2 separate regions of the Homo sapiens genome follow, and region 2 is linked to region 1. A link is a loop called in an ENCODE intact Hi-C map of the cell type or tissue named here. Cell type or tissue: mammary epithelial cell. All regions are shown on one strand. Each heading gives the region's core, and the rest is flanking DNA. Links, peaks and the distances in the headings are about the cores only. Region 1 overlaps LOC105375170 (a long non-coding RNA gene). Region 2 holds the start of LOC124901596 (a long non-coding RNA gene).

Region 1 (15,936 bases), core at 4,276-12,275:
GTTTAATTAGATCCCATTTGTCAATTTTGTCTTTTGTTGCCATTGCTTTTGGTGTTTTGGACATGAAGTCCTTGCCCATGCCTATGTCCTGAATAGTGTTGGAAGTTCCGGCCAGGGCAATTAGGCAGGAGAAGGAAATAAAGGGTATTCAATTAGGAAAAGAGGAAGTCAACTTGTCCCTGTTTGCAGACGACATGATTGTATATCTAGAAAACCCCATTGTCTCAGCCCAAAATCTCCTTAAGCTGATAAGCAACTTCTGCAAAGTCTCAGGATACAAAATCAATGTACAAAAATCACAAGCATTCTTATACACCAACAACAGACAAACAGAGAGCCAAATCATGAGTGAACTCCCATTCACAATTGCTTCAAAGAGAATAAAATACCTAGGAATCCACCTTACAAGGGATGTGAAGGACCTCTTCAAGGAGAACTACAAACCACTGCTCAAGGAAATAAAAGAGGATACAAACAAATGGAAGAACATTCCATGCTCATGGGTAGGAAGAATCAATATCGTGAAAATGGCCATACTGCCCAAGGTAATTTACAGATTCAATGCCATCCCCATCAAGCTACCAATGACTTTCTTCACACAATTGGAAAAAACTACTTTAAAGTTCATATGGAACCAAAAAAGAGCCCGCATTGCCAAGTCAATCCTAGGCCAAAAGAACAAAGCTGGAGAAATCACACTACCTGACTTCAAACTATACTACAAGGCTACAGTAACCAAAACAGCATGCTACTGGTACCAAAACAGAGATATAGATCAATGGAACAGAACAGAGCCCTCAGAAATAACGCCGCATACCTACAACTATCTGATCTTTGACAAACCTGAGAAAAACAAGCAATGGGGAAAGGATTCCCTATTTAATAAATGGTGCTGGGAAAACTGGCTAGCCATATGTAGGAAGCTGAAACTGGATCCCTTCCTTACACCTTATACAAAAATCAATTCAAGATGGATTAAAGATTTAAACGTTAGACCTAAAACCATAAAAACCCTAGAAATCTCTTAGTTCTTAAAGTTGGAACAGCATGTTTTCACTATGATCTTCCTTGAAAACCTCCCTACCTTCTTATCTGACTTCTATTGGCGCTCCTAAGACATTCCCCAGGGACCCCACCCCTACATACACTCACTTTATTTTATCTGCCAGCCTAAGCCACTGAAGTTGGAGTAGAAAATCAATGGCTCACTCTGCACAGCCTCGCTGTGCCTTATGGGGCGGGGGGAACAACAAGTGCTTTGCTAAATTAGGCAGTATTCAGAGGCATTCCCAGTGTATTACCAATCTTATTATCCAAACATGCACCCTATGATGTGACATGAACTACTAAACAAGAAAAGGAAAGGAGAAAGAAACCTCTTCAAAAAAGCATTAGAGATATCTGAAATTCTCTCTGTTTGTAGTCTGTGGGTACACTGCTACAACACAGAGGCTGTTCTGTTTTGAGAAAAGCCTAGCTAACCTTGAGACAAAAATGACAACTGGAAATATCATCTGCAGCTACATCAGAACAAACACTCAAGGTGCACAATGTGAAATAACTGCTGGCAACATACCCCCACACAGAGATAGTAATCACTGCCAGGAATGTTATCTTTGAAGGGCAGAAGTCTAAGTGATTGGCAAGCCAGAAAACATAGCATAGACCCTTAGAAATACTGATCAAAGCAAACTGAAGTTCCCTAAAGGAATCAGGATATGAAGTAATATACATGTTTTTAAAATAAGGATACACTCAGATTATGAATGTGTGTGTGTATATATATACATATATTTTAAAATCATATATATTTTTTAAATCATATATTTTTAAATCACATATATTTTTAAATCTATCTATATATTTTTACATCATATATATTTTTAAATCTATATATATTTTTAAATCATATATATTTTTTAAATCTATATATATATTTTTTAATCATATATATTTTTAAATCTATATATATTTTTAAATCATATATATATTTTTAAATCATATATATTCATGTTTATATATACATATATATATATGTATATATATGAAACTCCTGGATATCACCCACAGGCATCCTAGTCCAGACCACACCTTTTGAGCTCCAAAAGAATTTGGAGAAATAAGCCTGGCATGGCTGACCCTCTTGTTCATGGTTTCAAGATTGGGAACATTGAAATTCCTCACATTTCTTCCAAATAAGATATTTAGAATGAAAACCCTTTAATCCAACTAGAAAGAGATATCTGGAATGTCTGAGCTCTCCTCCCAGATTGAGAGTTGTTTTTCAATTAGTAACATGGACTGAGGAATTTTCTGGCATCTGCCACTAAGTGAGTAAACTCAAAAATGATAAAATAAACTTAAAAAGAAAACAAAAAAAACCCCAGCTCATTTTAATTAACTTCCGGTGAGACTTAAAAGACAGCCCAAGCCACAAAAAGTCCGTTTCCAAAAACGCTGCTCTTTTTTATTTTTGCCAGACAGCATGACTCCACTGCCACTTATTAGTACTGATTCTTAAACGCATTGTTTTCTTTTTTTTAAGTAACAGATTCACAAACAGAGAGGATACAATTCTCAGAAGAACTGGGACAATAATGTAATCTCTAAGTTGTTTTAAATTGATTCATCAAAACTAAAATATGAACATATCTCAATATTAACTATCTCAAAAATCTAGGCCAAGACCACACTAAATTTGGACCATTTCCCTTAATAGTGCAATAAAGTACAATGGGTTTTTCAACAAAGAATACTTCTAGCTCTGTGTGTGTGTGTGTGTGTGTGTGTGTGTATCTATATATATAACTACTGCCTCAATTTCCCTCATCCACCACTAGATCCTTACATTTACTGCAATATCCTAACTACAACACTGAAAAGAAAACCTTGTATCTATGAATGACATAAATGTATTGGTATTTTGAGAAAAGCTGCCATCATATTGTCATCGGATTCGATTAATTTTTCTGTTTAATTTTAACTTGTTAAAATTTATTTAATTGTATTCATTTCTTTTATTATCAGTATGTTCTTTGCCCTTTGTTTAACCCTATCAAACTTTTTGACAAGCGGAAAGTTTATAAAAGATGAAACTTTATGTTAGAAACACTTACACTAAGATCTTGCCCAGATTAGAAATCTTATTCACGTGAAAAATCTTTCCTTCATACATAAATGGAACCCAATAAAGTGAGAGCTATTCACAATATCTTAATTCAGTTCTCGTATTTTGCAGAGTTGGCAAAAATCATATTTGTAGACGTTTTACCCCAAGAAAATTGATTGATTGATCTGACGATTTACTCAGTTTCCCAAATTCATCTTGAACTATAATCTTAGCCAAATCTATATCCAATCGCTCTAAACGATGATGTAGTATTGTTTGCCAATTAGCTGTCCGAAGAATTAGCAACTTTTATTTACCATACTATATAGGGTTTACTTGATATAGCTATCTATGTGTGAAAGGTTGATAACTTTTTAAAAGAAGGTGTTGAAAAACATGGTAACGAATAACCTGTATTCATTTCAAAGAATAATAGCTACAAATTCAACATGTGATATGTGAATTCTAATGCTGTAATTCCTCACACTTGAATTCTCTTATGATTCTCTCACTATTCAACTACCACTTGAGAATCATTCTGGAGGCCGTTTGAAAAAACACTGGATTTTTCCTACTCACTTTCTTAGAAACTGTGGTGAGAAAACAAGATAGTATTCTTTCTATAGGGTATCTGCTCAAGTGTCAAAAAAGTTTGACATTTTCCTATGTGTTTTTGAGAGCAAATTTTCCTTTCTTAAAAGACAACTGAATCCCAACACTTTGGGAGGCCAAGGCTGGCAGATCACTTGAGTCCAGGAGTTTGAGACCAGCCTGGGCAACATGGAGAAACCCCATGTCTGCAAAAAATACAAAAATTAGCCCGGCATGGTGGCACACATCTGTGATCCCAGATACTCAGGACGCTGAGGCAGAAGGATCACTTGAGCCCGTGGGGCAGAGGTTGCAGTGAGCTAAGATCATGCCACTGCACTCCAGCCTAGGCAACAGAGTGAGACACTGTCTCAAAAAAAAAAAAAAAAAAAAAGATAGCTGTAAGAAACCAGTTGAAATAACTGTGAATAATTGCCTGTCCCTTAAACTCTTTCCATCTCTTTCAGTCATTGAACCTGAATGGGTTTAAGGCAACTAGACTACTTTGTCCCCACTCTAGTCAGGTCTTGTGGGCAGCCTCAGAATTGATTGTGCTCCTTCAAGAATTTTCACGCCAAAGGTGTTGCATACATGGACGATGCTTCCCCAGGATGCACACCCCTCCTTGTGAGATAGCTGAGTATAGAAGAATCAACTGACCCAAGATAGAGAAACTATCTCCTCCTCCCTGCCAGGCATACAGAAATAAAGGACACCCATTTTGCTGATGTAAAGGACATGAGTGGAGTGAGGCAAAGGGAAGAAATCAGGACCAGTAGCCCAAATTGCAAATAAATCCTCTTAATTAGGCCCTTATTAGTGGAAAACTAGAAAAGTGTAATCTGTTACCAAAAGGAAGAACTTGTTCTAACATAACAAGAACACCAGCATAAACATATTGTTCTGCTCTCAGCAATGCCTATCAGTCCCCACCTCAGATGAGCTGCAGAAAATCCTTCCTCCCTGCTCTCCCATCCTCTGCCACCCTCCTCTATAATCTAACCTCTTTCAGCCACTGGCTCAAGTTCATAGTGAATCATCCACCCACTTTCCCCTTAACACTTGATGTCCTTTACTCCTCAAGTAGGAGAAAAGCATCGAAGGGAACAACCTTTGCTGATCTGGCCTCGGAAAGACACAGCAACAATGCCAACAATTGATGTCTTGATAAGTCTGACCACCTTATCACTAGCATAATTCCAGTGAATTATGACGCACAGTCACTTCATAGCTTCTCCATTTTACCAGACCCTTTTTTTTTTAATTATTAGGAGACAAGGTCTCAGGAAAGGAGTGGGTAAAACACTTATCTCCAGAAAGCCAGCAAGAGGGAAGAAGGAAGAAAACCCCATCCTGCATGGTATGATGCTGAGATTCCTCACATATCTTCAAAGCATCCTAAGAAAGTAAGTTTGAGTATCTGTGGGCACTTGGGCTTCAAAGAACAAACAAGAGAGGCAGAATCAAGGGAGTTCACAACTCTCTTTCATTCTTACATTATAACATTTATACATTCATAGACAGCAAATGAAGAGTCTCACACACATCATGTTTAGGATATAGGTCAGAAAGCTGAGACACAAAGATGTCAACCACTTGCGTATTTCTGACTCTTAGTTCTGATTCTCAGGACTTAATTTTTGTCTTTTGTTAATGCCCCATCCCAGAGTAAGGTCAACTGTTTCTTCAGGGCCAAGGGACTGTGGGTGTCCAGAGAATGCTCAATTGGAATATTTTTTTCAGCTCTTTTATTACACAAATGAAATACTCTTCAACAATTGTTGGGGGGTGGTTTTTTTGTTGTTCTGAAACAACTCCAGTAGGCTTTTTAGCTCTACAAAGTCCCTCCACACAAGTGGTGATGCTTGACATTTCAGCTCCAAGAAGGTAAAATTGCTTGGTGATGAAGTTATTAATGGTGATGTTGAAGTCAGAGCTGCACCTCTGCAGACCAGGTTATATTTGAGGAAAATATGCTTAGCTAAAAAAAGAAGAAGAACAGTGATCAGATACGTCAAGGTGTCTGCCCAACCTCTTGGCCTGGGTCTCATGACGGAGTTGGTGAGATTCAGAAGGCAATGAAACCATTTTCATCGAGTGCATAAGCACAAGTAGATCTGTCCCTGAGCCTGAAGGGCAAGGAAATCATGGGTTTTTACAAATTTAGTTAGTATCTGGCCACTTTAACAAATTTCTACTAATGCTAATAACTCTTCAGTTGATTTTTTAGTGCACAATCATATTATCTTCATTTAAAGATAATGTTACTTTATTCTTTTGAAAAGTTGTACCTCCTATTTCCTGCCTTATTGCTTCAGCTGTAAGTCAAGTCTCTGCATATACTTAGTTTGAATGATGAAAAGGGTGTTGAGATTTTTAAGTTGTTTTGAGAAATATGGATTTGAGTACAAAATGCTGAAGATAGAGAAACTGAAGAACTATTGTAGTAGTTTAGGTGTGGGCCAGGTGAAGTGGCTCACACCTGTAATTCTAGCACTTTGGGAGGAAGAGGGAGGCACATCATGAGGTCAGGAGTTCAAGACCAGCCTGGCCAACACAGTGAAACCCCGTCTCTACTAAAAATTAAAAAAAATTAGCCAGGCGTGGTGGCGGGCACCTGTAGTCCCAGCTACTCAGGAGGCTGAGCCAGGAGAATTGCTTGAACCCGGGACGTGGAGGTTGCAGGGAGTCGAGATCATGCCACTGCAGTCCAGCTTGGGTGACAGAGTGAGACTCTGTCTCAAAAAACAAAAAAAAAGTTGAAGTGATGTGACAATGCATGAAATAGGATGATTGCTAAAAATATACAGAGAAGAAGAAATAGCTATAGAATATTTTAGATTTAAGAAGAAGATCAGCTGGAAAAGATGGGTAGGCAACAAAAAATAACTCCAGATTTTTAACATGCACTATGGTTGACTAATGGAAAATAACCAGGATTGCTATTATTTTTATAGACACTAAAATGTATGACAACATAGAAATCTAAACAGGGAATTTAAAATGTTAAATTAATCTTACTTCTTAGTTTATAAACAGTGTGAAGTATGCAGATCAAGAGAAACATTTAAATATTCTACCCCATCTCCATGATCTCATACAATCTTGCTAATACCATAATATCTCATATTAATGAGATTTGTATAAAGCTTTCACACTATATGAAGTAATTACACATATGTTATATATAAAAATGGTTCCTGAGAGATTGACACTAACACCTCCTAAAAATAGTTACACTTTAAAAAATATTTTCTATGATCTCAGTTGAAAATTGCAATCCATTCTTTATTCTCTGTGCAAACTCCATTCTACCAAACCTGATTTACCAGTGGCTTTTGTATGCAAACATCTTGTTCTCCCCTGTTCTATATATCCTTCCCCTTTCCATTCTTGTACACAAAGTGAAATCCTAATTAACCTTCAAAGCAATCTTTTGCCATTCCCTTGAAGCAGGGGACTAAAGGGCAGAGGAGAAGAAATTGGGGGTACAGACAGCAAGTTTCTATAGAGGAGAAATGTCAGTCACCTTGCCCTTCCTGGGCATGTGGGTAGAGCAGAGGGTCAGGGAGTACACCAGCAGCTCCATTCCACAGCCCTTAAGGCAATCACAGGAAGTCACTATGTCAGTAAGCAAAGCACAGGAAACCGTATCACTGATGATACTAATGCATCTGCCTTGTTTCCATCCCCAAAAACAAAATAAAAATTGTTCCTTCTTCCCTCTCCCTTACTCTCCCCGACCCACAAATCTTTCCCATCAAGCCAAATTCATTTTCCTTATTTAAAGGAGGAAAAAACAGTGGCTTTTATTGCTTGTAAAAGCAAACCACAATGAAAGGTGCAATTCATTTTTCTCCATTCTCAATTTTACTGATGATTCTTTTGGCCAAGAAGAAATTTTAAAGAAAGCAGAAGAAAATTCTATGAAAAAAGTTCAACATAAAATGAGATAAATCACAAGCAATTAAATTCGTAAAATTATATCACTAAAGTTTTAATATCACTTCTATGATGAAGAATGAAGTTATCCAAAAATTTAGCAATTGCTCTTTGTAGGATAGTTTGTTCACTTTAATAAAGTGTATTTAATAGATACAATTTAAGTTCCTTTATGTTTCATCTATTAAAACACTGCTGAGTCTTTAGTGTAAACAAGACTGGTGTGACAAGTATATTTTTCCAAGTTGTATCCCCTCCCTTTCTATTCTTACATTCCATTTCCTTTTTCTAACTAACCTGCTGTTTTCAAATAGTTTTAAATGTTTTCACAACAGTTTGAGTCATTTAAGGTGTTTAAAGCCCAGATACGACATTCTTAGGGAGTACACAAACAAAGAAGGTAAAAGCATCATGTAAGTATGATGGGGAGAGGTGAACAACTAGCTTGTTAAACTGTAGTTTTTGCCTATTGTGAAGTGAGCACAGCATTTCTGACTTTATGGCAGAGGTTTATGGGCCATAAGCAGGAGCTTCTTTGGAATCAGACATTCATGATACTAAAAAAAAGCAGAAGCTCCTGAAAGTTAAGATGGAATTGTTATCACAGAGAGGTAGTCCCTATGATCTTGTTCACTATTAACAATTGCTGCTGACTATCCTACTGTTTTCAAATGGCCAAGGTGTCATTAAGAGAGTGAGGCAGGGAAAAGGAAGAGGATGTAGACCATGTTGATTAGAGTAAAACAGTTTTATGCACCATTTTTAGCAACCAAAGAGGTACCATGTGAAAAATCAATGTCTGTTGCTAGTGATCTTATCCCAGACTCTGATCTAATTTTGGCAATGTTAGAACAAAGCACATGCTGTCTGTATTGTTATTTGCTTACCCCATTCACTATGACAATACCAAAATACAGATTATGAAATAATTTTCCTTGGCATAGATTTTGAGAAGTATTTTTTCCCTTTTTTTAGTTTCGAGACATTGAGCTTGGGTAACTTCTCAGAAACTGTGCTCCCAGGAGTAGCAGCTTATCTGACTGACACGGGGTCCTAATATCCATTCTCACTCATCCTACCCTGTGGGTACTTCTCGACATAGTAAATCACTCATGGTAGGTGACAAAAAAATCCCAGTCATTTACATCTGTTCAACAAACATTACTGATAGTGTTATGATATTTTTAATATAAAAGTAGTGATGCTGTATTCAGCCAACAGTGAACTTATTACATCTAATGTACTGAAATCCCTTAGCTCCCCCTATAGGAAGGGTTGGATTAAAGTAGCAAGTAAGAGACGACAAATTCACATGCAAGCCCAATTTCATGGCAGAAAATAAAAGTTAAGGAGTCTGTTCTTCTTGTCCAACCATGTAAAACCCAAAATGCCAACTAAGAAGATTGGTCTTATCTTTACAGCTGCCTGATCCACTGAGTAAAAGAAAAGCACACCTTTGCTATTTTGCAGAAGAGGCAATTAAAAAAAAAAATCTCATCTGTTATCACCATTCTGTCTATTCCCCTATTCCCTCTACAGCTCAATATTAGCACTAGCAAAGGGTCTCATTGATGAAGTTAATACCCAGCTTGGGTTTCAGTCTCATTTAAGCCATTGCACTAAATCATTCATTCATTCAATGAACATTATTATGCAACTAATATATTTAAGAAACTCATAATTTCTCCTCTCAATGTTGGCTTTGAAATAGAGAGGTAGACTGGTATACACGTGTTCCAAACTCAGTGAGATAAGAGCTATAATCAAAGTGTGTCTAAGATATGGAATACTGTGGCACACATAGAAAATTGCATAGTCAATTCTCTGTGGTTGAGAAAAATGATAGTTTTAAGTTTCAGTAATATATCTGCTGATTTCTTCATCAAGTCAAACTGATCTGAAGAGCTTTTATATCAATATTTCCTTTGCATTCACACTGCCACCACACTAATTCAGACCATTATTACCAAACACCAAAACTATATAGTCTCTTAAGTGTATTCCATGTTATCTTTCTTTTTCTCAGTACTCAGCAGAACTGTGAGTTTATCTTCTTGTATTATTTTTTAATGTCTCGTTGAATAAAATCACGAATGCCCCATCCACATCATACATAATTTGAATATAGAAATGAGGCTAAATACTTGGACTTCAGAGCTGTTACCATTAATCTAGTTCCCTCTTTTATTATTAAGGGTTCCATCATAATAACCCAATTGTTATAAATCCAATTAAAAAGTTACAATGCAATATTTGCTTAATTCAAAATCAAGAGGTATTACAGCACTCCAAAACACCTCCATGCCCATAGTTTACACCTTTTCCATTACAATTTTTCCCTCCTTGCTAGGGATAACCAGCAATGCTGAGTCTGCTATTAGTCATAATCTTGCCTTTTGTGGCAGACACTTTTGGGCTGTGCGTCACAATTCCTCAGTCCGCCTCTAATTGCAATCACAGCTCTGTTGGACAGTTACCTGTAAGCTCAGTTAATGCTGACAATGCTGCACCTGAAGTGCTTGGCTTGCAATCTCAGCTTTTCTGTTCCAAGAAATTTCCAAGACCACCACATATAGGAAGGGGAGTTATCACCCCAGAGTACAACCCCCTCACAATGGTAAATAGGAGCTGATGGATAAATTCCCCAACCTCCTATTCATCAGACCTAATTCTGGAAGGCATCTGTCCAGCCCTCAGAGATCCTGGTGTAATACAACCTGTTGTCTTTATCAGTGGCCTGGAAAATACACACTTATATTGGTCTGCCTTTTTTTTTCTCAGTCTCCCTGCTTCCTAAGATCTCTTCTTACATAAACAATTTGCCATAAGCCTTTGACTCTTGTTCTGCTTTCAGGAAACCCTAAATGAAAACTTTTAAATAATTTTACCACTTATGAATGCAGTCACAACTGACACATTTACACCATTTTGAACTTCATAAAAATGGAACCACATCATATGAGTTCCATTCTATCTTGTGTCTTTAAATCAATATTATATTTGTGAAATTTGTCAATGTTGTGAGTGTATTTGTGTAGATCAGGTGTGTCCAATCTTTTGGCTTCCTTGGGCCACGTTGGAAGAAGATGAATTTTCTTGGGCCACATGTAAAATACACTAACACTGGCCGGGTGCGATGGCTCACCCCTGTAATCCCAGCACTTTGGGAGGCTGAGGCGGGCAGATCACGAGGTCAAGAGATTTCACCATCCTGGCCAACATGGTGAAACCCCGTCTCTACAAAAAATACAAAAATTAGCTGGGTGTGGTGGCGTGTGCCTGTAGTCCCAGCTACTCGGGAGGCTGAGGCAAGAGAATCACTTGAACTCGGGAGGCGGAGTTTGCAATGATCTGAGATTGTGCCACTGTACTCCAGCCTGGTGACAGAGTGACACTCCATATATAAAAACAAACAAACAAACAAACAAACAAAGAAAACTACCTAACACTAATGATAGCTGATAAGCTAAAAACATCATAACAAAATCTCATGTTTTAAGAAAATTTACGAATTTGTGTTGGGCTGCATTCAAAGCCATCCTGAGCCACATGTGGCCCACAGGCCATAGGTTGGACAAGGTCGGTTTCGATTATTCATTTTTTGTCTGTACAGTGGGGGCATTGGAAAATTTTTCTCTCAGGAATCCAACTATCCCCCCAAAAAACCTTAATGATTATAATATCAGGTGTTTCCTCAACAAAAATAACCAAATTATACCCTCCTACTGAGAAGCCTACATTCAACAAGACTCATGAAATTGCCTACAGCTTGCAATCAGCTCCTTAATGATACACTTGTTAACATAAACAGCCAAACCAAAGATTACTAAACTTTAGGCAAAACTCTAACATGAAAGCAACCCAAAATGGAGGTCATTATGACAACGCAGAGGGTAAAAATTTTACAAAATTCGTTATTATTCAGAAAAATGAAGGAAGATATATCTACAAACAAGAATAAAATTTTATTTTAAAATAACAATAGAAGCAAAAATCCAAATTATCTCTTAAAATTTAAAATATGATGGTAAAAATAGAAAACTTTAAAGAAAACATTAGAAAGTGGAAGGAGAGAGGAAGGAAGTGAGAGAATAGAGAGAGAGAAAGACAGAGAGGTACAGAGAGAGAGAGAGAGAAGAAAAGGAGGCCAAAGAAGAGAAAAATAAACCTAAAGAACTTATTTATGATGTCTAACAGGTGAATAATAAGGATTCAGTGAGGAGGGTATACAAATAAGCAGACAAAATTATCAATGAAATAATTCTAAAAATTATTCCAGAATTGAAGGACCCATGTTTTCAGATCAAGATGCTCCAGCTAGTAACCTGAACAATGGAGAAAAAGGAACTCACAGCAGAACATCTACCTGGAAAATGCAACCACTTTGGGAAAAGGGGAAATACTAAAAGTTTCAGAGAACAGAAGTGTGTCACATACAAAAGACCAACAATGAGAATGGCTTTTAACTTTTCAATATCAGCTCTAGATGTTAAAGACAATAAAAGAAAAATGATTTCCAACTACTAATAATCCAGACAAAGTGTAAATTAAATGTGAAAGTAGGCAATCCAATTGGCCATAGAAGTGGATACCTGAATCTAAATCTCTCCACATAATTTCCAAGAAGGAGGAGGAGAAGGGGAGGAACAGGGAAGAAAAGAAAAAGGAGCTCAAATCAAATGAAACTTGACCCACATTTTCAGCATTACTAAGAGACCAAGAATACTATGAACTTCAATTTCCCTTCATATAAAGACACAAACAATTCCAGCAGATTTTCACTGATTGGGAAAGGTAGGGTAGAAAGCCTTTAAACACTTCGTGTAAAAGAAAAAAAATATCAGGGGACTTTTAAATAAAGCAAAGACAAAATTACCCTTAGAAAGAGAAAAGTCCAAAGCTAAATACCAAAATACTGAACACAGGTCTGGAACTGGAAAGTTCACAGCGACAGCTACAGGGAAGGGGTTTACAACTGAGCGAGTTGGAAATTGGCAACATTGAAGCATTGCTTCTGGGGGAAAGGGAAAAAAATAGAGAAGAGGAAATGCCCGTCATAGACTGTCAGTGAAGTGAAAGCAGGAAGCAAGCAGGAAAAATTAAGGAGCATGCAGAAATAAAAACTATCACAGTACATGTAGACCCTTCTTATTTCCTATCTACCACCACTCATCACCAACAAAATCATCTATTAGTGATATTTAACTTTATTACACTCACTGAAGAGAATATGCTCAACCTAAAAAGCCCATCAAGAAAATGCATAAGAATAGAAGCAAAACAAATTAACCCTATACAATGCTATTGTAAAAAAAAAGATATTACATATCATAAAAAATTTCCACCACAAACAACCACAAAGCAGAAGAAACTATAATATAACCTCAAGTCTTAATTAAATATCTTCAAATAAGCATTTAGATATACATATATAATTTCTAATAAAAAATGCAAAAAGTAAGCACAGAAGTATACAAATAAAGAAAGAAATGCAATGAGTTGATAGATCTCAGGAAAGAAATTACACAGATAAAATATCCCTAAAATGAAGAATAAATTATAAGGTATCCAAAGGAAAATAGATTTAAGTGACACATTACTAAGGAATAAATGCGAGAAAGAAGCCAAGAAAATGAAAATAACATAAAGAACTTTTAAAAGTCAGAGAGAAGGAGGTTGGAATCTAAGGTAGACAAATATTCAATATATGTACACTTAGAATCCCTGAAGAAGAAAAACAAGACAATGAAACAGAGCTAATATTTAAACCAATAATCCAAGAAAATCTAAATCTATACATTGAAAGGGCTTCCTGCGTACCTGGAAAATTTTACTGAGGATAATTGAACTTGAGAAATAGCCTTGCAAAATATCAGACTTTTTAAAACAGAAAGAACAAAAATCCACATGCAGGCCCTCCAGACAAAAAAGAGCAAATTAGGTATAAGAGTAAGACAAGCCAACCATAATTCTCAAGAGCAACTTACAAAGAAAGCCAACAATAGAGTGACATTTTCAAGAAACTTAAATGTTGTGGGAAGTCAGGGACCCTGAACAGAGGGACCAGCTGAAGCCACGGCGGAAGAACATAAATTGTGAAGATTTCATGGATATTTATTAGTTCCCCAAATTAGTACTTTTATAATTTCTTATGCCTGTCTTTACTGCAATCTCTGAACATAAATTGTGAAGATTTCATGGACATTTATCACTTCCCCAATCAATACTCTTGTGATTTCCTATGCCTGTCTTTACTTTAATCTCTTAATCCTGTCATCTTCGTGAGCTGAGGAGGATGTATGTCACCTCAGGTATCTGTGATGATTGTGTTAACTGCACAAATTGTTTGTAGAGCATGAGTGTTTGAACAATATCAAATCTGGGCACCTTAAGAATAGGATAACAAAAATGTTCAGGGAACAAGGGAGATAACCTTAAAGTATGCCTGCCTGTGGGCTGGGTGGAACAGAGCCATATTTGCCTTCTTTCAAAAGCAAATGGGAGAAATATCGCTGAATTCTTTTTCTCAGCAAGAAACATCCCTGAGAAAGAGAATGCGTCCCTAAGGTGAGGCCTCTGAAATGGCCACTTTGGGGACGGCTGTCTTTTACAGTCGTAGATAAGGGATGAAATAAGCCCCGGTCTCCTGTAGTGTTCCCAGGCTTATTAGGACAAGGAAATTCCTTCCTAATAAATTTTGGTCAGACCGGTTGTCTGCTCTCAAACCCTGTCTCCTGATAAGGTGTTATCAGTGACAGTGCGTGCCCAAAACTTCATTAGCAATTTTAATTTTGCCCCGGTCCTGTAGTCCTGTGATCTCGCCCTGCCTCCATTTGCCTTGTGATATTTTACTACCTTGTGAAGCATGTGATCTCTGTGACCCACACCCTATTCATACACTCCTTCCCCTTTTGAAAATCACTAATAAAAACTTGCTGGTTTTAAGGCTCAAGGGGCATCATGGAACCTGCCAACATGCGATGTCTTCCCCGGATACTCAGCTTTAAAATTTCTCTCTTCTGTACTCTTTACCATTATTTCTCAGACCCGCTGACACTTACGGAAAATAGAAAAGAAACTATGTGAAATATCAGGCACTGAATTTCCCCCGATACTTAAAGAAAGCAAAACCCAGAGATTTTATATCTAAGCTGAAATTGAAATATCAAGACTATAACAAAATAGTCTTAAAAGTACAGAAACTTAGGAAATAATGAACCTATAAACCTTTGACAAGAAGTCTTCTAGAGGATGATCTTCATGCAACCAAGAAATAATATTAATAGTAGTAACAAGAAAACATACTGGTAGTGAACATTTAATATGTTTAACTAGAAATCTATGAATAAAACAAAATTGAGAGTATAGGTTAAAAAAATAGCATATAAAATCATAAGTTCTGACAAAGTAGAAAGAATGCATCTATAAAATATGTAGAAAAAATATAAATAGGCCGGGTGCAGTGGCTCACGCCTGTAATCCTAGCACTTTGGGAGGCCGAGGCGGGCAGATCACGAGCTCAGGAGATCGAGACCATCCTGGCTAACACGGTGAAACCCCATCTCTACTAAAAATACAAAAAATTAGCTGGGTGTGGTGGTGCATGCCTGTAATCCCAGCTACTAGGGAGGCTGAGACAGGAGAATGGCGTGAACCTGGGAGGTGGAGCTTGCAGTGAGCCAAGATCGTGCCACTGTACTCCAGCCTAGGCAACAGAGCAAGACTCCATCTCAAAAAAAATTAATTAATTAATTAATTAATTTAATTTAATTTAAAATTAAAAAATTAAAAATAAAAATAAAATATAGGCTAATGAAGAATATAATAAATTGTTGTATAGTTAAAAGAGAAAGTCAAATGATGCCATTTAAAACTATCAAGAGGTTAAATAAGAATGAAAAAAGCAAAACTTTTTTTTTTTGAGACAGGGTCTTGCTCTGCCGCCCAGGCTCACTGCAATCTCCGCCTCCCAAGCTCAAGCAATCCTCCCATCTCAGCCTTCTGAATAGCTGGGACCACAGGCATGGGCCACTATGCCTGGCTAATTTTTGTATTTTTAGTAGAGATGGGGTTTCACTGTGCTGCCTAGTCTGGTCTCAAACTCCTGGTCTCAAGCAATCCTCCTGCCTTGGCCTCCCAAAGTGCTGGGATTATAGGCTTGAGCCACTGTGCCCAGCAGAGAAAAATCTTTTTAATTTTGGGTTAGCCCAAGTGTTTTTAAACACCATTAAAACACAATCCAAAAAATAAATAATTGATAAATTGGACTTCATAAACATTAAAACTTTAGCTCT
Region 2 (15,936 bases), core at 5,199-13,198, 84 kb before region 1:
TTGCTATATAGCTATTTATTTGTTTCTTTACTCATTCATTCGAGGCCTGGCAGTGTTTTCTATACAGATGTTAAAAATGAGGAAACTACAACTTACATCCTCAGTGGGAGATAGACGTGGGAACAATCAAGGACAGTGCATTAACACAAGGCTGTGGAGGTGCAAAGATCAAGTGCATGACAGAAGGAGAGGAGCAGCGACCTGACCTCTGGGGTATCAAGAAAACTTCTCACAGGGTGTTCTCAGTGTAACCCTAGGTCAGCAACATCTCAGTCTTTTCTGGGGCTTGGGTTTCCCTCAGTATCCTTCTTGCAATGATGGGCTCTGGGCTGGCACTGGAACAACCTATTTATTAAACCCTCCAGCCTCTACCCACATTTGCATCAGAAATTCCAGGGGGCCTCAAAGCAGATTAATTTGCAGGTAAATTTACTCTTGTGGGAAATTGCATCAGGAGTTAAATGGAGTTACAGAGCCAGAAATCAATGAAGTATTTTTCTTATATTACAATTGAGGGCAATGGAGTGTATAAAATTATACCTTTTCTTTAACAACTTTTGTCTGCTGTAACATAGAAAAAAAAATCCTTTGATCTGATTCAAAAGTAAACATCACCTTTAGATCCCATAATCCCACTAGCAGGTGGTTCTCAAGATTTCCATCCCTGAGTAATCATAGAGGAGTTATAGAGCTGAACCTAGGTTAGAACATTAGCCTTCACAATATATTTCCCCATTAAAATTACTAGTGAGCTATTACATTTAGAAGGACACAAACAGTAAAGAAACAATTCTACATATTACATATGTAGAAATACATAATTCCCATTCAGTGATTACTTTTTGATACACAAAATGGTCTAGGCATATACCTCATTTTATCTTACCCACGTGGTAAGAACTATCCAGTCTTACAGTTGGAAATTGAGGTTCAAAGAGGTTACATAATTTCCCATACTCACAAATATAGCAAACGGCAGTTCTGGAATTTGAAATGAGTTCTGTTTGGCTATAGATAATACATGCTCTTCCTAAGTAGTGACTATACTGTACAGTCTAAGACAGGTTTCTTTTACTGAGATCAACAGACTACTAGTGTCAGAATCACCTGGGCCCCTTGATAAAATGCAGATTCCTGATCTCCACCCAGACTAACTGTAATTTTAATAAATCGCTCAACTGATTCTTATCCAAAGTAAAATTTGAGACCACAGGGCCAAACACATTTTTTTTATAGTTGCTCAATACATTTAAATTTACCTCATTATATTTATTTAGATGACTGACAACTTGACCTTCCTCTCTTCTTTTTAGTGCAAGGAATACAAATAAAAAGATCCCAAAATAGCAAACCACTCAGCAATCATTACTTTCATTGTGATTCTTAGATATATGAGCAAAAATGTAGCAGAAGTTTTCCTCAAAAATATTAAAAATATTATTGAAAAAAACCAAGTTGGGCAACCTAAGGAACATAGATTGTCTTCTTGGACATTTGCCAGTTATATTTGGAACAATGTTGACTTTTTTTTAACTTGTATTTTTGGTTCAGAGGTACATGTGCAGGTTAGTTATATAGGTAAATTGTGTGTTACAGGAGTTTGGTATACAGATTATTTAACTACCTATTGAGAGCGGCAGGAGGCAGCCACATGGCTAGGCAGATAGGGGTGGGTCCCCAAGAAAACCCCACCTCCAAGCCAAAGGCAGTATTAAAGCCTGAAAGCCAAGCTACCAGTTAAATCCTCAGAATGGATTGAGAACCTGTCTTTTCATTTGGTGCACTTTCCTCTTATTGGTCCCCACCCTTCACCTATTTTACATATAACTATCATTTCCTAATTGGTTTTCTACACTGTTGTGCCCACCTTTGAGTGATGCCTTTGCTTTAACGTGTTTTGCCTACTCACAAACCAATCAGCATGCGCTACCCATTCTGAGTGCATAAGAGGACCCAGACCCAGCCACAGGGAAGGGACTTTTCTGCCTTTGGGTAAGGGAACTATCTTCCGCATCGCTGCTTTGCTGTGAGCTTTCCTCTCACTTAATACATTCTACTCCACTCATTCTCTGGTGTCCGTGTGCCTAATTCTTCCTGGTTGTGAGACAAGAACTCAGACCTAGCTGAGCTAAGGAGTAGAAAGATTGCGACATTATAAGGCAATGGGTGACAAAATAATCAATGATGACTTTTAATGGAACTTGGCATGGGGTTAAGCCTGGATATATCTCTTATATGAGAATATATATACCACTACCTAAATTTAAAACACATCCTTGTATGTGATTGTCACTTTCTGGGCAGTCTAACTCCCTTAAAGCACTAGAACAGAACCTAATGTATTCCAGAATGTGGGCCTAGAAGCCTTGGATGATCTGAGGTACTCCGAAGCAAGTTATGATAGGTCCAGATGACTATGGCCAGCCAAGCAAAATTCCAGTGGAATTTTGATTGAAAGAAAACTAATTTAAGGGCAGTTAATTGGACCCATGAATTTGAAGAGATTCATGGGCAAATAAATGAGGAAGCCCACTTACTCATAAAATATTTATTGAGCAAGTTTTATGTGCCTGGCACTGTGTTAAATGCTAAGAATTTAACATGCTAACGTTAAATTGAAAATTATGAACAGATTAAAAAGTCCTCAAGTAGTTCAGACACTGCACTGGAGACACTAAAGAAATGTGTGGCATTGGTTCTTTTTTTACAAATTTTATTAGGAGATTACTGAGACAAGATTTATAGGCATGAAATAATTATAAAATAATTGTTTTAAGCCTAACGATATTGAATAAAAACGTTCAAAAGGAGAAATCTAGTATGTTTGAAACGTTGGGCATTTAGTGATTGAATGTTTTATACACATATTCTCTCTTACTAATTTTCATAAAATTCTGTGAAATGGATATTACAATCTGTATTTTAAAGAAAATGAAACCTTATCAGGTAGTAGTGAGGAATATACACACGCATAAAATTATTACCATCAATACTCAGTTGTAGCAGCAATAGTACCTTTCCACATACCCAGCCAAGTAAAATGCAGAGTTGTAATTCAAATCCAATTTGTTCATCTCCACATTATACCTGTGCTCTTTCTGCTATACCACAATACTGCTTCCTTGTTTCAGAAAAGAAAGATGACCAATATGGGTTGATATATTCATCAGTAGTCTTTGTAAAAGCAGGAAAGAGTAAATGGAATATTAAATTGAACTTTGGACTTTTGAGCACTGCTAAACAGCAAACATCCTTTTGCACCAAAATCAAAGAAAGTAAATAAATAACACCATTACACTGCCAGAATACAGCCAGTCTTCATTTAATTCTTTTTTTTTTTTTTTTTTTTTTTGAGATGGAGTCTGGCTCTGTCGCCCAGGCTGGACTGCAGTGGTGCAATCTCAGCTCACTATAACCTCTGCCTCCCAGGTTCAAGCAATTCTCCTGCCTCAGCCTCCAGAGTAGCTGGGATTACAGGCATGCACAACCACGCCCAGCTAATTTTTGTATTTTTAGTAGAGCTTGGGTTTCACCATGTTGGCCAGGCTGGTCTTGAACTCCTGATCTCAGGTGATCCACCCGCCTTGGCCTTTCAAAGTGCTGGAATTACAAGTGTGAGCCACCGTGCCCGGCCCATTTAATTCTTCAGTAAGACCTACCACACCAAATTTTCACTGACCTTCTAGATGAGGGATTACCTTAGGATTCCCGGAATCTGGGCATGGTGAGATAAAACAGGACAACCACAAGTGTGAGGACACTTCAAAGTGCAGCTTCGAGCAATGAAGGGCAGCTATAAACTCCTGGGAAACAATAGCAGGAGCTGAAGCAGCTTGGCACGCGGGTTGAGTAATGGATAAGGAGGACTTTGGCAAGGTCACTAACAGGTTGTGCAATAAATGACTATAGCTGAAAACTCAGGGAGAGGATTTACATGGGCACAGGTATAAAGGAATGTTCCCGATTCCTTGTTTGGCCTGTTGAGTCACCCACAGAACTTTCCACAAGGCAGTTGCTATCCTGCTGCCCTCTGTTTCAGGCAAAGGCTCAGAAACAAGTGGTAAAATAACAGAATTTTGGAAATCATAAACATTTGCAACTTACAAAAAAACTTTGAGGACGATGATATCTACTTACCGCTTAGCAGATGAGAAAACGGAGACACAGATAAATTAAATGTGTTGCTCTGAGTCCTAAGGCTACTAAGGGGCCACTCAGCCCAAAACTTGGCTTTCAATTCCACTCTGGGACTCTGTACACTGTTCTTGTTGCTATTATACTGCCCAGAGAATGGGATGTTTCTGTTTATTAAATAAAAGTCCTTAAGTATACAAACATAGAAGGACTACATTCCTAATTCGCAAAAAGGGGGAACAAAGTTACATAGAATCCTAAAACTACCCTGAACAAAGCTGAAGTTGCTAGGATCTTACAGAAGATTCATCCAGGTCCAGCCTTCGAGGTGATTACAGGTCTCCAGTAGTCTGTCTACATCTTTCTCAGGTAATGCCTAAAGAAATGAATTATTCTAATATTGCTCTTTGCAAATACTTATCAATTACTTTATCTGCTTCTGAAAGGAAAGTAAAAATGAAATATTTTTCTATATATTTTGTTACCTTCTTCAGGTCTTTGCTTAAATGTCACTTTGCAGTTCACTTCCTTGAACACCTGCTTTATGTATTTATTTAACTTATTTTTATTTTTTTAGAAATAGGCTCTCACTCTGTTACCCAGGCTGGAGTGCAGTGGTACAATCATAGCTCACTGCAGTCTTGAACTTCTGTGCTCCAGTGACCCTCTCCTCTCAGCCTTCCAAAGTGTTGGGATTACAGGCGTGAGCCACCCTGCAGGCCAAACAGCCACTTTAAAATTATAAACCACACCCCACAATCCTTACCCTTCAGGCACTTGCTAGTCCTTCTATCCTGTTTTTTCCCCCTCTAAAGCAATTATTACCATTGAACAAATGGTAATTTACTCTTTGTGATATTAAATAAATTCATCCTTTATGTTTGCTTAAGATTTGAGTTTTAATTCATTTTTTTTTCTTCATGGATGTATGAGAAACTATTCTCTGCCTAAGATGGCATTATTAAACTTTTCAGAAATCATCAAAAATTTCTCAAAGTCTAAGTACATTAAAAATACCCTATTAATTTAGCACTTTCCTTGACAAAATTATTCTTCTTCTTAAGGTCATAAGAGGAAATACTGAACAATGTTGAACAATCCAGATGTAGTCACACTGAGTGAATCTGTACAGAAATCACATTTAAAAACAGTGACAGCAATAACAAGTCCCTGAACACTGTGAGAAGATACCACGCATGCATTCTTGTCCGTATGACCCACATAATCCAGGTCCCATGGCTTGTTTCTCAGTTTCTCTGTCTTCAACCCTGGAACTCTGTGCCAGTTTTGTTATCTAGCTATGTGCTCTCAAAAAAACCTGATTTTCAAAACATCGCAGCTACGAAACACAACTAAACAAAACACTCCTACGAGTGTTTCCTCCTGCCAGACTCTGAATCATTTAATATACATGAATTGAAAACACAGACCTGGGAGCTGAGGATATTTTAATGTCAACAGGTGAAGGTGGTGGGCTTGTGGTGGGGGTCTCTCCCACATCCTGTCTCCTCCCAGACCTTCATTTGTTTAAATACTGGTTGAGACCAATCATGCATCACAGTGTTGGTATTGCCTTATTCCCACAGGGCTTTTGGTTGAAAGCAATGCAGAAATGCAGCAGGCAGGTTTCTTCGGGGCTTCTTGGAGATTATCTGTCTGCCTGTCCGTCTTTCTGTCTATCTATCTATCTATCTATCTATCTATCTATCTATCTATCTATGCACACATATATATGGAGTTCCTGCAAACTTAGTTCATTCTCAGAGAAAAATCTAGCTAATATGAGTTACCTTTAATATTGGTTCCAGAAATAAAAATGTATTTCCCCTGATTCTAATAATTTGGAGAGTTCACTGGAAATTTGGCTGGGGAGAATTCTATCTTCATCAGAAACCTGAAATCAAGAAATTGACTCACTCTGTAATTGTTTAATTAATCATACTTTTACTATTATTCTTCTCAGAAGGCATTTCAAATGAAAAATAATTATGTGTAAAAGTCTTCACAAATGGCTGAACACAAACCCTATGCTGCTAGAAAAATATTGATGAAAAATGTGGAAGTTTTAAGATATTTCTGTAAGACCAAAGATTATATATGAATCATTGAATAGAAATATAATTATAATCCATCCCCCAAAACAGACATTTTAATTTAAATTTTAGTTTTCATGAAGTGGGGATTTGATCTGAAAAAAAAAAAAAAAGAGCTTTGGTGACATGGAGCAGCTGTCACTTAGGATACCAGGAGGGGAAGGAGTCCCTCTCTGCCCATTTGCCTGATCCTAGATAATTGCTGAATGTCAGAGATTGCAGTGTGGCCACGAAAAACAGCTTCTTTTGTGGACCAGTTTTACTTCACATTCTGGGTCTCTGGACTTCAGTGGCAATGGGAGATTCTGTTGGGGAGCTTGGATGGCACCAGGGCTACAGAACCACTAACATGACTAGAGCTACACAAGGGTTATTAGATGAGATGTGCTTCATTGTGATGTCTTTTGTTAACAGTAGTACAACTCAATAACAAAACAAAACAAAACAACGAAACAAACAAGGGATTCCTTTCAATGTGAGAGTGGTTTTCCCATTCTTCCTTGTCATGGTAACCAAGAGATACTGTTAAGAGTGAACAAGCATCCTTTGGAGGATATTATCATAAAATGTGAAATGAGGGTCTCATATCATTTATTTTGATTATCCAATCCTATTTGGTGGATGAAAAATTACAGAATGGGGAAAGGAAGGGAAGCCGATTTCTTTAGCCTCCTGAATTCTTCAGTTAAAGCAGGTGCAAAGAAAAGGTGTGTTTTGTTACTCAACACTTCTATCCACTCAAGAGCCCATGAGAGAATTGAAATCCCTGCTTACCTTCCTGACACACAGAAGCTTAAAGCAAGTTGCAAGGCTTTGCCACATAGTAATCTGTGCAAATCAGAAAGATTAGCTCATGTAAGACTTCTAACAAGAAAAGGCAGCTACAGCTTTTTTTTCTTTTTTTCCAAATTGAAAAAACTATTAAGGATGATATTTAGAAAGATAATTGCTTCTATTTCCCATTTAGATGTTTGCTTCCAAAACCCCTTCAAATACATCTCTTATTTTACATCTAGTATGGAGTGGTTGGGTACTTTACATATTGATTAGCATGTTTCCAGTGCAGTGTTTTCTTAAAACACATTACAATCCTGTCCTTGATGCCCAGAGCTGGTGAGGAAAGCTGGATGGAGATCTACTGCTGCCAAGAGCACCGCACATTGATGGCTCTTGGAAATAGCAGGCACATGCCCACAGCCACCACTTCCTCCCAACCCACAAATGAATGCTTTATATATTAGGGAATTTCAGAATTCTTATTTCTGGCTTCACTTGAAATGATATGAAGACTCAGCAACACTAAGCTTGCGTTCATCTTTGATGACAATGAACTAGAGCTGATTAGTGGCTGCCTCAGTGGCTACTGTCATCACCCTTCACCCTGTCTAGCACTGTAAGAATTTTAATTTGCAAAACAAAGCCTTGGCATATCACAAGTAATATATGTCACAATAGATTTCCTCTTAGGTTCTAACTCTATGGAATCTACCTCTGAGTGAATATTAAGTCAGTCTTTCATCAAGAAGTATTTGTTGAATGAATATGTTATTGCCCTTGATTTACCTATGAAAACATTTTGTGGTGCTTCTGCTTGATCCAAAACATGAAGCAAGTACACTGTAAACCTTAAAAAATAAAGTTCTTGCCTGAGCCTTCCTAGCAATTACAGTATGAACCTCATTAGTTATTTCATTATCATAAATTCTCATTTTTTGTCCTCTTTCCTGTATATTGATCATGTCTACCCAATGAAACTGTAGCTCATCAAAGATCAGGATGTTTGTCTTACATCTTCATGATCCTCCACGGTGGTTTGCACATGGCAATCATGGGATAAATGCATATGCATTTATTTAAAAGCTTATGTGAAGCAGAAACATCCCAATATCGTCCAACTGTAATGACGGTGCATTGTCTGAGACCATCCTCCTCTGCCTTCTCTTCCTTTATAGGAATAATCCAGGGCTGAATCACACAAAGCAATGCCAACCAGTTTTTCTAGATGTGTCTTCTATTGGCTTTTTTCCCTCAAATCACAAGCAAGGCTCCTTTGAAGCAGGCCCTGCCAGAGGCATGATAATGATCAGGCTGAGATTATAATGAGCATGCAGCGTTGGAACACAGCACTGGTTACTGGCACTTACATGTTCACACCAGGCTCTGCCAAACCACATGTGCTCCAATACAAGGAGCTTCCTCTCAAACACTGGGCAGGCTCACAGGCTGCTCACGCAAGGAGATGAATCAAGAGCCCTGAAGGCAAGTAATAAACTCCCCTCTTCTTGGCATAGGCCATAGTCTAAAATGGATACAAATTGATTCCACAAACATAGATAATGATCTAAAGTGAATGCACCTAGACTCTCCCCATTGAAAAAGGAGCCATTAATAGATTGAAGTTGACTAGGTAGAAATGGAAATTTTACTCTTGGTTCAATGGGTTTAGGCAGTATGTGGCCATGGTCCCATAAATATAACATGATGACGTGGGCAAGTGGGTTTAAGAAATCTAGCCTTTTTCCTGATACTTTATTTTTGTCTTATCTTGTGCTGGTACAGTACATGGTATATTGCAAGTGCCCAACGACTGCTGTTGGATGGAACTGTCACTTTATTGTTAATAGTTACAATACTTAAATAGAATCTAAATCCTCATACTAAAAAAAAGAATTGTCAGCTTTAGAGAAGGCAAGCGGTTGCTGGTGAAAAATACTATAACTACATTCATACATAATCTAAAACAAGATGATTTTAAAATCAAAATGGTATTGTTTCATCATAAGTAAAAACAGGGAAAAAGATTATATTGATGCTCCCTTTTACTGCCTAGGTCTGTTGGGAGTTTTACTGAGTTTCTCGTGGGATATTAGCAATGCTGTTTGAATATGGTTTAATCACATTAGAGTAACACATGCAGTGATAATTAGTTCAGTAGGTAAGTGATTAATACAATAAGAGAAGAAATATTTATGTGGGCCTGGTTCTCATAATTTCTTTTCCCCTGTATAACCCACCACTGGCAATTCTAGAGTGACTTACATGGAAAAGAAACAAAGTGACAAGACCTCACATGCATTTGTGTCCAGTGAGTTATAAGGCTTGCCATCAGTGTTAATAGTAGGAATACCACAATTTTTTAAAGAACTGGTTTTTGATTTCAGTCTAAATTCTACCTCCTACCATCTCATCTAAATACTGCCCCTGTACCCACCTCATTTATGCTCTGAATTTGCCATATTTTAATATCTCTAATGCACTTACATTTTGAAATAACCATCTGTATAAACATTTTCTGTCATATTTACCACAGAGTAGGTGTTCAATAAATATTTTCCAAAAAATTAACAAATGAGAATTTAATATTTTCAAATAAAGTGACCACGTCAAAAATTAAACACATGTTCTTTATTTCCAAGTACACATTTCTGAGGTATCTTTGAGCGTTAGCCCATCTCTCATTCCATCTGAGCATTACTGTCCCATTTCTCAGCTTGGGGAGAAGGGGTAGGGACGTGGGAGGTTCAGGGATAGGGAAGAGTGGGTCTCAAGAAAGAGATACAGATTTGCTTTTCACTATTTTTTTTTGTAACGAAAAAGCAGAAGTTTGATCATTTGTTTTATAGACCACAGTAAACTCTTGATGAACTCAGCTAAAGACTCATTTTCTTGACTCTCTTGGAGTAGCCAAGCAGAAGTCATTGTGTGTGTCTTCCAGGAAGATGCTTTGCTTTGCAGTGGAATGACAGCTGAGAAAGAAGTCCTTTTACCCTTTCCGTCTCCTTCTTCCTCCTGCAGAGACTACAAATGAAGTGGCTAGAACTCACTGAGGCAGTGTTAAGGATGGAAGCTATACAAAGACAAGGGAGAGGAGAGACAGCCCCCTGGTCCACTGACGGCATCATGGGGCCACCATTCCAGCCCTGGATTGGTACCTCTGAGAATTTTTTCAGAGAGAAAAATACATTGTTTCTGCCATCATTATTTAGTGGGGTTTTTCTAAACTATTTATCCAAATCTTTCCTAATCAATACATTATTTTAAAAATTATGCTAAATAATATCAAAATGATCAACTGAGTCTAAATTGCCATGTTAAAATGGCTGTATCTAAATAGCATACATGTTCTACAAAGCTTTTACCTCCTTCATCATTTTAATGCTTACAACATACCCCATAAATCAATTAAAGAAGATATGGTCATATCCATTTAACAAATGAGAATATAAGACTAAGGAGGTTAGGTCTCTTATCCAAGGTTTCTAGCTGGTAAATCAGAGTGCAAATCATCTGACTCTTAGCCCAGGGCTGTTTCCAGTAGAGGAGGTTTGCCAGTTGCCGAAACGAGTGTCAGTTTCAAGAATTCCTACATACGCATTTTAATGATATTCATTATCTACATCCAGATTTCCTCTTTGAGAATGAAATTTTAAGAGCTTAAGCATGTATAAGGAAGATGACACTAAAATTTCTATTGTCACTAAATGATTTTTTTAAAATATTTCTATAAATTCTGAAATCTCTTCTGTAGAAGATATGTATAAAATAAATACTACAGGCAAGTTAACAATTTTTTTCCACTTCAGGTCCAGTTGGAGCAGAGTTAATGTTGCAGCTGGACACCATGATTCATACCTGTAATCCTAGCGGTTCGGGAGGTTAAGGCAGGTGGATCCTGGAGGCCAGGAGTTCACTACCAGCCTGGGCAACATAGAGAGAACTGTCCCTACAAAAAATGTTCTAAAAAAATTAGCCAGGCGCGGTGGCATACTACTAGGGAGGCTGAGGCAGGAGAATCACTTAAGATCAGGAGGTCGAGGTTGTGGCTGCAGTGAGCTATGATCGCACCACTGCACAGTCTGGTGATAGAGTGAGATTCTGTCTCTTAAAAAATAAAAGACTGTCGGCCAATGTAATTGACAATATGGGCCAAATAACTCAGATGGTAGATTCAAGAATGTACATTAAGACAAGGTGAGCATTCTAGCTGTATACTGCCAATACTTCATACCACAACAAAAGAGTGATACAATATCACCAGCTTTGGAGCCATTTCTATATTTATTGCCAATTAATCAAACAGATTGTCATACAATTGATCCAATACATTTAGGACCATCAGATTACATAATATTTATCAACTGGAGACACCTAATGACTCAAGGTGTATTAATACTACAAAATCCATTTTGTTGAAGAAAGATTTTTTCATATAAAAAGAAATTTCCTATAGATAAACCACAGATATTACATAAAATGAAAATTTCCTTATGTACATTAACATGTCCACTACTGCATGGATCACTAAATTTAAAATACTAAATTAAGAGGACAAGTTTCTAACCTGTGTAAAGCTGGGTTTTGAGGACTCACTTATGTTCCTACACTTTAGGTGGGTGACCTCATAGAAAAGAAAATTTATTTTTGTAACTCAAGAGATTTTTGAGCATGTTGGCCACTAACTTTCTAAGTCTCTTGACTGTGTACATTTTGAAACAAGATCGTTATTTTTCTGGACATAAAATAAATGGTAAGCAGAGATGATGGTCAATATTACACCAACACCAATGTTTTATATCAAAGATAATTTTTTAAAATGTACATATCCTTATCTATAGGGAATATAGAATATCATTATTTTGGATTTCATCTCATTTTAGAAATAACCTAGTAATGAAAAAGAGGAATAATTTTGTAGGGTCTGCCTAATCTTATCAGTACTGAAAGTATAAATATCGGATGATTTCTTGGACATAGCTCTCTAGGATGTTTCTAGACTTAGGCATACTTCCTGAGTCTAGACAAACTCCGAATATGCTCTGGGAACTTTCCTGACTGTTCTAAGATCTGGTTTCTACCTGCTGCAGTCCCTATACCTGATACCTACACTTCTTGTTATAATGACACATTTAATGTTTCTGGGCTGTTCCAGATTCTGTCCTACATCAGTGTCCTCATTCTTCTTTGTGTGGTTTTGGTATTATCTCATATGGCCTCTCAGGGAATCATATAATAATACATAACTAAAAAACTGACTTCTTCTTGCCTACAATATATATTTTTACAACCTAGACATTTGAGTAATATTTACCTTATGGATTTCAAGACATAAGATTTGCTCCCATGCTTTGAAAGAACTGCCAAAAACTCAGCTAAGCCTCTCTCATTACCACTTACTGTTCACCAAAAGAGACTAACGGTCCAAACAGAGTGTTCTTTCATTAGGTCTTTTTATTTTTTGCAAGAAAAATCTTCTCTCAGAGATTCCAGTAGACTTCCCATCATCATCTTACACATACATTCCTAAACAAATCACTAGAAAGAGTTACCATATTTTATTTGGAAGAATCAAGACTCATGACTCATGCCCTAATACTTCCAAGATGCGCAGCCTTTCTTGAAGCCTAGGGCTATTAACTGAAATAGTCAATTATGAAAAAAAGTTAGGGATGATGACTCTTGGTTAGGTGATGGGCAGTGTTTAGACAGCACTCTTCCAGGTATGAAATGATTTATCCTTCATGTTTACAGCTCCACTTTGCTGCCTTTAGTCTTTTAATAAAATAGGTATGTGCCCCTATATATGCGCATGTTTGTGTATATATACATAGATATGTGTATATAAAGATAATATATTTATATTTTCTTTATAAATATCTTCATATATACATATGGGTGTATATATATGCATGTGTGTATATATACACACAAACATGCACACATATGAAACCACATACATATATCTTTATATATACATATGTGTATACATATATATATATATATGCATGTGTGTATATACCTATCTTTCTGCCTATACATAGATATCTTTCTATGTATAGTTAGAAAGACAGGTATATACACACATGCATATATGGGAGGTTCTACCTATACACAGGTAGAAAGATATACATACATATATACACATAACGTACTTGATGACTTTCTACATAGGTAGAAAGATATACATACATATATACACATAAACATTCTATTTATTCACAAATATGTACACATTCCTTGCAACTTATAAAATGCGAATTATAAATATATACATTATTTACCAGGCACACATAAAAATTACACCTTCATATTTTATGATGATGATGCAGATGATGATTGTTTTGTGAGGATGATGTTGAAAAGATCAAAGCATGAATAATATCCATTATGTTAACCACATTTTTAAAATATTCCTTGATTTGGGACTTTGAGCAGATTGCATCTGATTTGGCCTTAAGGGGAGTTACTCCATTGTTCACTCCTGTAAGTTAATTTATTATTGGAATCCTCCAACCCAGTGGGAAAAACATTCAGTGGCTGAGGCATGCTGATTTGCCCCAGAGTGAGAGGCAAAGAGGTCACTGAGCTCCTTAAGAAGGGATAGAAGCTCTGTTTTAGAATTTAGAAACATTTATTTTTAGTTTAGGTTTGCCATACAGAATTTCTCCCAACATCACTAATTAAGGGGCATATTCAAGAGCTCTTATCCTTTAAGGATTACCAGAGGAAGAATAAATGGGAATAGATTTTAAAAAGTCATCAAGTATAATATTTAATAATTTCTGTCCTAAATTTTAGAGGGGGATGCGGAAGGTTTTGGGCTGGTGAAAAACATTTGAATTTGGCAGAAGTGGGAGTGTTGAGAGAAAAAAATAAACAAATTACTGCTTACATAGTGAATCCCTAAAAACAAGTAGGTATGTTTGTAAGGATATTGTTTAAAAATGGGATTTCATTTTTTCCACAAAAAGTTGTAAATTATGGTGAATCCCCAGTTTAGCCCAGTGAATCATAAAAAGAATGCCACTGATGACTGGTTTGTTCAATTCTTGGTATGGGAAAATTTACACTGAGCTGTAATACTTGATGGAAATTCTTCCAGTATGGTGGACTCTGCTGATACTCTGCTGTATTGTAGCAGCAGAAAAAAAGAGCAAGAATTACCCTATTTTTCAAAGATGGTTGCTCCTGGGATGGTGTCAGTACAGTATCTGTTCCTGAGGTGGATGGAAGGTAAAAACTATAGCAACGGCTGGGCGCGGTGGCTCAGGCCTGTAATCCCAGCACTTTGGGAGGCCAAGGTGGGCAGATCACAAGGTCAGAAGATCGAGACCATCTTGGCTAACATGGTGAAACCCCGTCTCTACTAACAATACAAAAAATTAGCTGGGCATGGTGGCGGGCGCCTGTAGTCCCAGCTACTCGGGAGGCTGAGGCAGGAGAATGGCGTGAACCCGGGAGGCAGAGCTTGCAGTGAGCCGAGATGGCGCCACTGGACTCCAGCCTGGGTGGCAGAGCGAGACTCCGTCTCAAAAAAAAAAACTGTAGTAACAGGGAGCACAGCCAGAGAGTCATCCATCATTGTCCCATTGCAGTATGAGCCACTCCTAGGTTAGGGGTCCATTTATTTGGCAGTCAGCCATTTATTAAGTTATGTAATATTTCTTGAATGTCAACCTCAGAGTAAACACTGTGCCAGCCTCTGGGGAAACAAGGAAAAGCAAAAAACAGACATGGTCTCTTCTATCTAGGAGCTTACACACTAATTTGTGATATTGGGATGGGCAAACAGTCAAATAATCACATGTGAATATAATATTGCAATTGGGATAGATGCTAGGAGATACAAGGTCTATTAAACAACAGAATTATACATTTACAGAATTATGCAGGAGACTCTTAACCTGGAAAGCTACAGAAGACTTTCCTGAAAAATAGATTTCTCCTAAAGGGTGTGTTAGAGATAATCAATCAGGAAAGAATTGGGATAAGCCAGTAGAGAGGCGTGAGAGAAGCCAGAGGGGCAAGGGCTGAGAGGCGGAGGGAGTGCTGTTAGAAGTGACCTGAGAGGTGGACTGGGCACCAGACCTAAAGTGCCTTACAGATCACGTTAAACATTTTGGTCTTTAGCCTGAGAGTATTAGAAAATCATTGATTTTTTTAATAGGTAGAGAAACCTGACTTTTGTTGTTGTTGTTGTTAAATATTGATCAGACTATAGAGTTGAGAAAGGAATGAAAGGGAATTAGAGTTGGGAAGCTATTGTGGTAACCAAGAGTAATGGAAATATCTTGGTAAAGAGAAGTGGTTCTCAAACTTCGGTGTGCATCAGAATCACCTGGATGACTTATTAAATCACAGATTGCTGGGTCCCAGCCTCAGAGATTTAAACTCAGTAGGTCTGGAATGAAGAACAAACATTTGTATTTCTAACAAGTTTCCAAGTGATATTAAAATTGCTGGTCTGACAACTGCACTTTGAAGACCACTGGTCAAGAGTAATGATGGTGGAATGGAGGTGAGAGAAGTGGACAGATTATTTGTATATTCTTATTTTCAATGCACAGGAAAGTCTCCTGAGTAAAATGATTTAAAAATTTCCCTTGAATACTTATTTTGTTCTTTGAAACTTTGAGGAATAATGAAATCTAATATAACTTAGCATTTTACAATTTCTGACAACACTGGTCTTGTGGTAGGGTTTTTATAAGATTAAAATGATTAGCTGTGTTTTCTTATTCTAGTCAATATTTTAATCACAAAATAAAAAAAATTTTACTTGAGCTGACTTAGAAATTTGCTAAATTAGCTATAATTTATGTATAGTTTTAAAATAAATATGTTTGCGTAAGACCCACATAATATGTGCTTGGCAGCAATGCTAAGATATCTGTAAAGGACCCATTTTTCCATTTGTTTGTTTGTTTGTTTG

The links. A loop is a pair of places that touch in the nucleus more often than their neighbours do. Peaks named below come from ENCODE experiments on the same cell type or tissue, not always from the same donor. Only the 100,000 strongest peaks of a DNase experiment are listed, where the experiment ranks them.
Region 2: a loop joins it to region 1, with 3.0 times the contacts of the local background. A loop is called at or near these places in 3 of 110 quality-filtered maps.

Annotation. Positions count from the first base shown.
Region 1 is chr7:17,002,194-17,018,129 of GRCh38, reverse strand. The region is part of intron 1 of LOC105375170 (a long non-coding RNA gene); the gene reads right to left. LOC124901595 (a long non-coding RNA gene) reads left to right here. Exons shown (of 4, transcript XR_007060239.1): 3 at 4,972-5,106. Among named protein-coding and RNA genes, the nearest start is that of AGR3, 130 kb to the right of the region's middle. RefSeq lists silencers at 1,391-1,685, 1,411-1,705. In mammary epithelial cell, for the core only: a CTCF peak has its summit at 8,912 (motif pointing left); a DNase peak (open chromatin) is centred at 10,059; H3K27ac peaks cover 253 bases.
Region 2 is chr7:17,087,606-17,103,541 of GRCh38, reverse strand. LOC124901596 (a long non-coding RNA gene) reads left to right here and starts at 4,033. Exons shown (of 2, transcript XR_007060240.1): 1 at 4,033-4,503. LOC107986772 (a long non-coding RNA gene) reads right to left here and starts at 3,738. Exons shown (of 3, transcript XR_001745107.2): 1 at 3,680-3,738. RefSeq lists a cis regulatory region at 8,458 and an enhancer at 8,386-8,530. In mammary epithelial cell, for the core only: no CTCF peak of the experiment used is centred there; DNase peaks (open chromatin) are centred at 8,361 and 12,601; H3K27ac peaks cover 2,635 bases.